2 separate regions of the Homo sapiens genome follow, and region 2 is linked to region 1. A link is a loop called in an ENCODE intact Hi-C map of the cell type or tissue named here. Cell type or tissue: OCI-LY7. All regions are shown on one strand. Each heading gives the region's core, and the rest is flanking DNA. Links, peaks and the distances in the headings are about the cores only. Region 1 overlaps PTPRJ (protein tyrosine phosphatase receptor type J). Region 2 holds the start of PTPRJ (protein tyrosine phosphatase receptor type J).

Region 1 (5,366 bases), core at 55-5,054:
CATGACTGGCAGAAAAGCCTATGCTTACCAGTGCTACTGGGAGTTTTTTGAGATGCCCCATCAGTCCCATTAGATCCTTGTTCAGGTGTTCTTAAACTATCGTTGGCTCCAGAGCTTTCACCATCCTCACTGGTGTTTGTTTCCACCTGAGGTGTTCCAGTTCCATTCTGTTTATGAAAGGATTCTGCTGTACTGCTGATCTGCGTTATGCCATTTTCCCCTGTGGCAACAGTTGCTACTGAAGGGTCAGGAATTGGACTAGGGGCTATGCAAAGAAAGTAAACAATTAGATTAAAAATATATTTCTCCAGGAGACAGGGATGCCCCACCTCACAAAATATTTACACTGAAATGAAATGCACACTTGGAAAAACTGATCCCTCTCTTTCTCTTCTTTGTATCATCACCTACAACATGAGCCCCTCAGAAACTGCCATTTCTGGCCACATGGAGAGTACCTGGCCACGAGAGTGCAGAAGCTCCATGCTTACACTGCACACAGTCATTCACAGGAAAGGAGAGGAGGCGTGAGCTCCTATGGCCAAGAGCTCAGGCACTGAAGGAGAACCTTGGCCACACTGGCTGCTTTATCTTGAATTCATTACTAGTCTCCTAGAGTCTCTGTTCAGGGAGGTGCAGCAGAGACCACTCTTGACCCCCAAACTCCATTCCCCCATTTTCCCTTCATCATACTCCTGGAGATTTTTGGCCCTGTATATGCATAGCTGTTGGGAACAAAGACCACATTTCCCAGCCTCCCATGCAGCTAGATGTTGCATGTGACTAACTTCTGTCAAACAGAGTGTGACCAGACGTTCTGTCTGACTTCTAGCAAGTGTCCTTAAAGGGTGGAGCACAACCTTCTGCCCTTCCTCCTTCTTATAGCTGTAGTGTGGATGCGATGACTGGATCTCATGCTGCCTGGCTCTAGAACCAACACTGTGGCAGTGGCTGCAGCTTCCTGATCCCAGGATCACAGCTCAGAACATTCACCGCTGGATCCAGCAACTACAGCAGGGACTTCCTGATTCCTCCCTCTCTGCTTGCTGTCTATGACCAAGGTGGTGACTCTCTAGGGGGTCAGTTCTGCAGCCTTAGTCTGGGAGTAATTTCTCAGGGCCAGGCCTAAAGCCTCCTCCCCAGCTGTTATGAGCTGACTTGTGCTCCGCCACCCCCAAATTCATATGTTGAAGTCCTAACCCCCAAGACCTTGATCTTATTACAGCAGCCCTGGCAAACTAATACAGCGGCCCTTCCAATGACTCTGTAAACTCTCACTTCCCAGGGTAAATCCTTTCAGTTAAAATAGCTCATGATTTCTGTTTCCCGCAATTCTACTACCTACGGTAGATGTTTGAATAGAAGTGTTCTTCTGCAGCAGTGATTCAAGCCTGTACAAGGTACCCACCAGTTTATTTATTAAACTAATTAACAGGAAGAAAAACCAACGGCAGTACTCTTCCCATTGTTTGCACAGGCTCTAATTACCATTATTAATTGAGATTTGCTTTATTAGAAGATTTCAGCAAGATCTGCCCATATATGCTTCCATGAGTACAATCTAATTATTTTATCTCACAAACTGAGATTTTACCAATCAGGAAAAAAAAAGTTCCCAAATTTTGGGGAGAAACAAAAACCATGGTTTTTTTTTTTTTTCCTAAAAGGTACATTTTTTAAAAAACTACCAACTACTATTATTTTTAATTTTTTTTTTTTTTTTTTTTTTTTGAGATGGAGTTTCACTCTTGTTGCCCAGGCTGGAGTGCAATGGAGTGATCTCGGCTCACTGCAGCCTCCACCTCTCAGGCTCAAGCGATTCTCCTGCCTCAGCCTCCCAAGTAGCTGGGATTACAGGTGCATGCCACCACACCTGGCTAATTTTTTTGGTATTTTTAGTACAGATGGTGTTTCACCATGTTGGCCAAGCTGTTCTCGAACTCCTGAATTCAGGTGATCCACCTGCCTCAGCCTCCCAAAGTGCTGGGATTACAGGCATGAGCCACCAGGCCCGGCCTTCAATTCTTATAGAAATGTTTTATGACCAAAAAATTAGTAAGGACATAATCCAGGGATGGATGGTGCTTTCAACTGAATATATTTAAGCTTCCTTAAAAAACTTCTAGTCATATCCTTATTTTTCTCATTTTATTACCAGGGAATGAACCAGCACTGTCAGCAGTTGGGACTCAGCCCTGTGCATGAAAGCAAAACATGCGGGAGTCCAGGTCTCATTTTCCAAAGGTTATGACGATCTTCCACCCCATTCTTTAAATGTAGCAATGTAGCAACAAAAGGGCAATGTAGCAACACAAGAAAATACTTAAAGGATAACAGCACATAAACAATATACAAATAATGTATTACAATTTCAACTAAGTTAAATCGCCCACAGATGAGGCTAGAAAAAAATTACAGAAAATATAAATTTTCATCATGATTGCACAATTAATTAAAATTTTTTCTTTCATTTGTTGTTTCCACCCTCACTCCTACTTCTAAAGAAAAATTGGGGCCGGGCGTGGTGGCTCGCGCCTGTAATCCCAGCGCTTTGGGAGGCCAAGGCGGGCGGATCACCTGAGGTCAGGAGTTCAAGACCAACATGGGGAAGCCCCGTCTCTACTAAAAATACAAAAAATTAGCCGGACATGGTGGCACGTGCCTGTAATCCCAGCTACTTGCTAGGCTGAGGCAGGAGAATCACTTGAACCCGGGAGGCGGAGGTTGCAGTGAGCCGAGATGGCACCACTGCACTCCAGCCTGGGCTACAGAGCGAGGCTCCAACTCAAAAAAAAAGAAAAGAAAAAGAAAAAGAAAAATTGGAAACCGAGCAGGTTTTAATAAATTAGCATTTCACATTGCTGTTAATGTTGCTGTGTGTCCATTAGGGGGCAGTAGCGAACAACACAAGAATAGAGAGGAAAAGGGTACTCACTGCCACCTGCGCACAGGATCTGAAACAGAAAAAGAAAACGGAAGTCAGCAGATTCATTCAGCCATGGAAAATGCAAATCAGAAATAAAGCAGTTGAGGATTTAATAATGGGGGTGGGGTGGTAAGAAGCACATTAAGCAAAGGTCTGCTGGTCAGGGTTAGGCCGTCTTGGGACATTAAACACAGGGAATCATTGCAACCTCGGGGTCAATTACAAAGGATTAACTGGGTTATGTGGGGGCTGGCGGCTGCTGACTCCCAGTGCCCAGTGTTTCTCCCCAGACACATCCCCCCACCTCCAGCCCTCTCCCCGGAGCAACTCCCCAGGTCAGCACCTCCCTCCACCCACTGTGCGATGAGCTGAAGCAGAAGGACACAGAAGCAGAGACCAGATTGTCAGGGCCAAAAAAAGGGGGTTGGGTGGGGGGGATACCAAGCCCAGCACACCCCTTCCCCAGACCCATTTCCCAGTCCTGACAGCACAGTGGAAACCAGAAATCCACTGTGTTTGGGATTTTCATTGTACAAAAATTCATCTTCTTCTTTCCATCAGTAGGTGGCAGTAAAAATTTTTAATCACATGTCAAGCAGCTTTGGGAAGAATTAATGCTTGACACACAAGAGGCCTTAAAGGTTTAGCTGACAGTGTCAGCTGGGGAGGGGAGCAGCCCTCAAGGATATTCATTGTGATCCATAATTGTTTCCCTATACTTTAAAAATCTAAAGTGATTCAAGGTTGTACACTCTATTGTTTCACAAACACACCTTTTTGGTGAATAAGATTTTTTTTTTTAAGTAGGATCGTCACGAAGAATAAAATAATCAAAAAGGACCCTGGTGGAAAAAACCGTCCTCCTACTTTCCATGACACTTAGAATAAAATTCAAACTCAGCCACAGCCCACTAGCCCCTCTGGTCTCACTGCCCCCTCACATTCTCGAAACTGATTCTCCCCTAGAGCCTTTACATATTTATTCCCTCCCACAAACACACTCTGCCCAGACCTTTTCATGGCCTGCCCAAAACGCCACCTCCTCAGCAAGTCCTTCTCCGAGCAGCCATGGAAACCAACACCCCTCACTCTCTGTCCATCACTGACTCCTCCAACCACACTGTGTGCTCCATGAGAACAGAGATCTTGTCTGTGCCCCATGCCTAGAATGGTGGACCCAGTAGGCACTCAATAAACGGCACAGGAAGGAAAGAACGAGCCCAGAGGGGGAAAGTCTTGCCCCCAGGTCCTCCAATTCTCAAACTTCCCATTCCCACCTTCCACCCTACCATCAACTCCTTCGCGCCTCAGGCCTACCCTTTTTCAGCTCATCTTCCTCCTCCAGCCCCTGCCCTTTAATCTAGGCTGAGCCTCAATCCACAGTCTAGGATGGATCATAGGAGAGAGGCAGAAAAAAGAGAAGTCAATAGCTAGGCAAGTCGCACAGGGCAGCAAACATTTTTTTGCCCAGTAAGGGGAAAGATTAAAGTAAAAGCACTGTGGGAGGCTATACTTGCAAACGCATTCTGAGGATAAAAAGGAACTCTAACTTACTAAGCACCTACTATGTAACAGACACTGTGCTGGGCTTTCTACATCCCTTGTCTCAGCACAGAACCATGGAGTGATGGCTAAGAGCTGAGACCTGGACTCAGACCGCCTGAAGGAAGTCGTTCAGTGCCACTGCTTCTGGCCATGTAACTGCGGGCAGGTAGCTTGCTTAATTAACCTCTCTGTCCCTCCCTGTCTGTATCTGCCAACAGGATGATCTTTGTACCTGCCTTGCTTTGGCGAGAATTAAGTTAAATGATCTATTTGAGCTGCTGTTGTCATCATCATCATCCTTACATCTTCACTGCAACCCTGTGAGGTATTTTTATCCCCATTTTACAGGTAACACCACCGAGGCTCAGATCCTCCTGATAGAAACCAATGTGCAATCTGAAGCTCATACTCTCCCCAGCATTGTTTTCCAAAGTATTTTTTGAATAACTTTTTTCTTAAGAGACAAGGTCTCACTCTGTCACAGGCTGGAGTGCAGTGGTGCAATCACAGCTCACTGCATCCTTGATCCCACATGCTCAAGCGATCCTCTCACCTAAGCCTCCCAAGTAGCTGGGACTACAGGCATGCACCACCATGCCCAGCTAATTTTTTTATTTCTGTATGGGGACAGCATCTCACTTTGTTGCCCAGATTGGTCAGAAGCTCCTGGGCTCAAGCAATCCTCCCACCTTGGCTTCCCAAAGTGCTGGGATTACAGGCATGAGCCACCATGCCCAGCTTTTTTCTCCAAGTATTTAAATAGACCAACAACCCAGTTGCAGAGGGCACGGAGGCCCAGAGACAGTAAGCAGCTTGTTGAAGGACACACAGCCAGAGAGGAGGCACAAGAACCAGAACCCAGATCTTGACCTCAACCACTCTCCCTTACATCTTC
Region 2 (5,366 bases), core at 318-5,317, 130 kb after region 1:
AAAGTAGCCAGGTATGGCGGCATACGCCTGTAATCCCAGCTACTCGGGAGGCTGAGGTAAGAGAATCACTTGAACCCAGGAGGTGGAGGTTGCGGTGAGCCAAGATTGCACCATTGCACTCCAGCCTGGGTGACAGAGTGGGACTCCCTATCAAAAAAAAAAACAAACAAATAAACAAGAACAGCACCTACCTCTTGGTATTTCTGAAATGGCCAAATGAAATAATGCATTAAAACCCTTAGCACACAGTGCCTGTCATGCATAATGTTACCTATTAATTATAATATCATCAGTGGCATTATATTAGAAGGGAAACACACAGAAAATTGCCTCTTATCCTGCACTCAAAATAATTCCCTAGCCCAAGAAGTGAATGAACTGAGAAGTAATTACTGATGATCCTCTGGCTACACCCAGGCCTACGGTTGTTCAGCCACTCTGCCTCAGCCCCAACCTCAAGCAAAAATTACTTTTAGGAGCTAAATAACCCCTTTGCTGACCAAAATTGCTCATTTGGAAGCCAGGATCCTCTCTGCTTAGGAAAGCTTGGGTATTCCATGGTTATCTTTATCGTGGGGCCCAACTTGAAGTCAGCTCAAAGTCACGGTCTAACCATAAACCAATTTGCTGTTTTCGTAAACTGTCTGCAAACAAAACATAATCGTTTGGTTTTCCCGTTGTCCTGAAGCAAAACAAAAATATTTAAAGTCACTCATATGAGAATCTAACAAGCAGTTTAAAGAGGAGTCAAAATATACTTTGTACTCTGGATGGAACAGGTAAGGAATCAGGCTTAAGGATTAGCCATGAGAGATAATAAACCCAGTTATTATTCACCAGGAAACAAGAAAGTGAAGATAAAACAAAACCAAAACACTACAAGACCAATAAAACAGCTATCAGTCACCAGCTTTTTTTTTTCATTTATTCTTTTAAAATCAGCCCACATCAAGCTGATTTCTTAAAGAACCTGTCAGGATTAAATTTCTCAAGGAGGCAGGAGGAAAACTGCTTTGTCACATTGCCTAAAACATACACACAAACCAAAACTACTGTGCAAAACTGCTATGAGAATGGGAGGAGTCAGACACTGCAACTAGCAAAGTCCTCATGTTGGAATCATCTCTGACCGTCCTTCCTGTCTTAGAAAAGGGGAATGAGATGCCAGTTCAAAAATTGCTTTTCCGGGCCTACTAAGCACTGAGCCTTCCGGCATCTCAGCTTTCCAGCTTCCACACCCGCCCTTATTAATGTCCAAACAGAGCTGTGTCTTTTCCATGACTTGTCCATTTGTTTAACCTGGTATAGTTGATTCCATTTTATAACACACACATAAGCACATACACACACAATCCAGGCCTCAAAAAACCAGTCAGCTCTTAGGAAGGTAGTCACATACTTGTTTCCTAAACAAACTTCAGAAATATCTCAAATTGATTCAACTTTGAAAAATTCCATTCACACCCACCATTTTGAGAAGACACAGTGATACGTCCCTATCATTAAAAGTAAGATCAAAGTGAAAACACGGGAAAAAAAAAAATAGCACTTTGAAAATATGAGGCCCAGGCCGGTGACCCAGGTTCCCATCTTGTCTTCTCTAATACCTTGCTGGGTGACCTCAGCCTGCTCCCTGTCTTCTCTGGACATCAATATCCTCATCTAAGAGCTCTGAGGGGTTTCAGCTGTCTTGAAAGTCTGGTCCAGCTCAAAAATGCACTGATTCCCTGAAATATCCATTATCAAAATGAACTGCTGAATGTGGATTTTGAAGATGCTTCTTCTGGGAGCCTTTTAGACTTCCTATTTCATAATGTGTCCAAAAAAAAAAGAAATAAGAGAGTCCTTTTGAGGTTCTACAGAACAAACCATAGAGGAAGGAAATATCTAAATACAGGACAAGTGTAGAGTGGCAATATGCTAATGAAATACAAGGAAGGATTGAGCAAGCAATAAATTTACCCAAGAAACTTTTTGCTGATTGAGAACACAGCTAGCAACCACTATGGCTGGAGCAAAAATAAATAAATTTTATATATATATAATTTAAAATTTTTTTGCTGAAGCAAAAAAAAAATTACATATATTATACATTTAAAAATAAATGAAGCTTTAAGTTTGGGGGTTTTCTGTTTTTTGTGGTTTTTGTTTTAGCATAAACTTTTGATACAAGAAATCTTCAAATACAAGGCTTTTTTAACTTCAGACACTGCTTCCCTGAATTTCCTTACATGGACAGGGAGAAGACAGCCCCCACAGGCACTGTACCTTAATAATGAGAATCCCATGTGGAAACCCTTAATATTTACAAAGTTCTTTTAGACATTGGCCAGTGGAAGCCCCTCAAACAATTCCATTGGGCAGAGGGTGCTATACTCATTCTACAGATGCGGTTAACTGAGGGTAGAGAAGCCTGAAGAGCAAGTCCAGCCCTGTGGCCCGGCCCTGGAGCCAGTCTCCTGACATCTACTCCCAGGTTCTCTGCAGGAGGTCACATTGCCTTCTGGCCCCCAGGAGAGCCTGTGCAGAACCTGCTGGGGAAACTGCGAGGAGAGACCCTTGGGTGCCGAGGGTCACGCAGCCCCCAGGCCCCAGCCCCCTTCTCCTACAGCCTGCTAGGCGGCATTGCTGCCCCAGGGTGATGCTTCTGCTCTCTCCTGTATTCGCGCTGGAGAAGTTTTCCCTGAAACCAGGTTCCATCCCCAGCCAATAACTCATTTCCTCAGAGATGGTGTCTGTATAAAACAAGCAAGATGGTCATTTGCAGAAACGCACAGCAAGGCAGCCCTAGACCGCTTCCCCTGCGGGTTCAAACCCCAACAGGCTCCAGAGGCTAAGAGGACGTGCCCGCTGGCTCAGCTCCCATGGCACGGGCTGGGTGCTCCGCTATTTCACTTCTCTCCCTCAGTTCCCCATCTGTGAAATGGGAATGCCCCTTCAGCTGCTCTGCCTCAGCCCCTATGGAAATGCCAGGAAGGGGAAAGGTCGGTCACCAAAACGCCAGGGACAGCATTATCTGAAAAGTGAAGCCAGAAAAGAGGGTGAGGGTGGGGTGGGGAGGGGGAGCCAGCGCCCACAAAGCACGAATTAAACACCCATGAAATCAAGCACGACGCCAAGAGGGCCGGCTGCCTTGAGAAAAGCCAGCGTGCGGCCACCTTTTCCCCGGCCTGGGAACTTTCCCCAGGAACAGGGCCCTCGGCCCGGAGTCCCGCGCCTCGCCCAGGGCCCCACTGCCCAGCGCCTGGCCCTGCCCTGTCGCCCCCGCCGCCCCTCGGGCCCCTGCAGGCCGGGTCGGAGGTCTGTCGGCAAAGGCTCAGCCAGGCCGCCCGGCTCTGCGTCCCCAGACCTCCGCAAACACGCCCCCTCCGGCCGCCTCCGGCTAGGAAGCCGGGCCCGTGCCCGCCAGATGTGCCCAGCGCCGGGAAGAGCCGGGCCAGGGACGGCCTGGAGCCCGCGCGGAGGCTTTCCCCGGGAGGCTCGGGCACCGCGGCACCCGGATCCCGCCTCTCTCCCCCGATCCTGGGCAGCCGGAAAAGGGATCGATCGCCGGCGTGCGAGGCCGGCCGGGGTCCCCGCAAGTCGCCTTCCGGGGATCCGGGGATCCGGACCCCCGCCCCCTTCCCCGGAACCCCCCGGGGGGGTACGCTCGGGCAGGTGCAGTCAATGCCAGTCCCGCCCCAGCCTCCTGCCCCCCGCCCGAGCCCACCCGGCGCTTACCTGGCCCAGGCGCAGCAGCAGCAGCAGCAGCGGCAGCGCCCAGCGCAGCCCGGGCGAGCGCGGAGGCAGCCGCGCCTCCCGCGCCGCCGGCTTCATGCCCCGCGCGCCCTGGAACGTGCCCCGGACGCGCGAATCGGGCCCCGCCGTGCGCCCGAGCCCGGGCACCGTCGTCGCCGCCTCCTGCCGTCTCCTTCGCCTCCTCCTCCGCCAGCCGGTCCGCCTCGTCCCCGCTCCGCCCGCCCCGGGCTTCCCCGGAGACATGGCAGCGGCGGCGGCGGCCGCGGCCACACGCCGGAGCCTAGCGCGGCTGCCGCGGGGGGGCCGCGTCCCTGAGCGCGCAGGGGCTTCGCGGGGCGGAGCGAGCGGCGCCCACCCCCAGCGCGCGGCTACCCGGTCCCGGCTCCCGCGGCTGCTCCCGCTGCCTCCTCCGCGCGTCATGCGGCTGGGGCTGCTGCAGGGAGCCGCGGCGAGCGCTCGGCCCCCTCCCTTCCCCTCCCCCTCTGAATATTCATCGCTTCCTCCCGCCCCGGCCGGCCCGGCGGCTGCGGAGCTCCGCAGCCCCTCGCCGCCGCCCGCCGCTGCCCCCGCCCCCTCCGAGCCGGCCGCGGATCCCCTCCCGCGGGCAGAGGAAGCGCTCCCGCCTCGCCCGCCCCTCCGCCCAGCCCTCCCACATTCCTGGGACTTGGAGCCCGGGACCAGGCTCCGTGGCTCTAGCGCCTCGAGCCGGCACCCCTCAGGACGGGCTCCCCAGCCTCACACCAGGTCCACGGCGCCGGGTTCGGGTGGGCAGAGGTTGACCGAGACCCCTACTGAGAGCGCAGCCAAGCCTGATTGTAGACAGCAACCCGGCGAAGGCGCGTTTGACCTGGCCCTGGGTGGGCTTGGGGGTGCGTGAACCCCGAAATTGTAGAAGGCACGCTGTACATTGTGTTCTGTCCCCCAGCCCCCGAGCGCCGGCCAGGGAGGCAGAGAGCCCAGTACAAGCCAGTCCAGGGATTAGAACCCCAGCTGTGGCATATGGTGGACGGGGCTCTGCTGGTAGTACCAGCCCTGTGAACTCTGGAGACGCATTTCTCCTCTCTGGCCGACCCCACCCACCCTCCTCTCCTCCCGTGTGAAATAAAGATCGTACTAGGACGTGTGGAGAGAGAGGTCCACTGCATTCGCGATTAAACGAGACAGTAGTTAGTAAAGTCCTAAACACCTAGCCTGACACATCGTGGGACTCCACATACATTAGCTCTTCTGGAAGCTTTCATCACGTTGTTAAAGAGGTCAATGAACTGACAGGAGTTAAAGATCACAGCAGATATTACTCCTGTGCCCATGCACAGAGGAAGACACTAGGATCAGGGAGGCTATGCCACTTGCCCAGGAGAAGCCGCAAGAGAAAGGGCCAAACCAGAGAGTGCTAAGGAGGAAGAGGTTAATTCCAACCAGGAGAGAGGTGACACCTGAGCTGGGCTTTGAAGGATGTGTTGAGTTTCACCAGGCCAGTAGAGGGGAGAAGTGTCTCAGGAGGTGGGGCCAACTTGGCAGAAACGAGGCAGCAGATGCTTCGAGCTTGGCCTTCGGAGAAACAGGAATGGGAGGCTGGGGGATTCATACTGGGGGAGACTTCAAAGGCCAGGATAATGAGTCTAGGC

The links. A loop is a pair of places that touch in the nucleus more often than their neighbours do. Peaks named below come from ENCODE experiments on the same cell type or tissue, not always from the same donor. Only the 100,000 strongest peaks of a DNase experiment are listed, where the experiment ranks them.
Region 2: it touches region 1 in a loop (4-fold over the local background); 40 of 110 quality-filtered maps call a loop at or near these places.

What each region holds. Positions count from the first base shown.
Region 1 is chr11:48,107,646-48,113,011 of GRCh38, reverse strand. PTPRJ (protein tyrosine phosphatase receptor type J) reads right to left here. Exons shown (of 25, transcript NM_002843.4): 2 at 2,936-2,954; 3 at 29-265. Among named protein-coding and RNA genes, the nearest start is that of MIR3161, 14 kb to the right of the region's middle. In OCI-LY7, for the core only: CTCF peaks have their summits at 2,670 and 2,874 (motif pointing right); DNase peaks (open chromatin) are centred at 2,951, 3,511 and 4,429; H3K4me3 peaks cover 2,004 bases; H3K27ac peaks cover 2,771 bases.
Region 2 is chr11:47,979,363-47,984,728 of GRCh38, reverse strand. It overlaps PTPRJ (protein tyrosine phosphatase receptor type J), which reads right to left and starts at 4,170. Exons shown (of 25, transcript NM_002843.4): 1 at 3,721-4,170. The coding sequence starts at 3,816. RefSeq lists silencers at 3,140-3,569, 3,670-4,259. In OCI-LY7, for the core only: CTCF peaks have their summits at 3,151, 3,355 and 5,084; DNase peaks (open chromatin) are centred at 1,098, 3,348, 3,938, 4,178 and 1 weaker place; H3K4me3 peaks cover 4,389 bases; H3K27ac peaks cover 1,565 bases.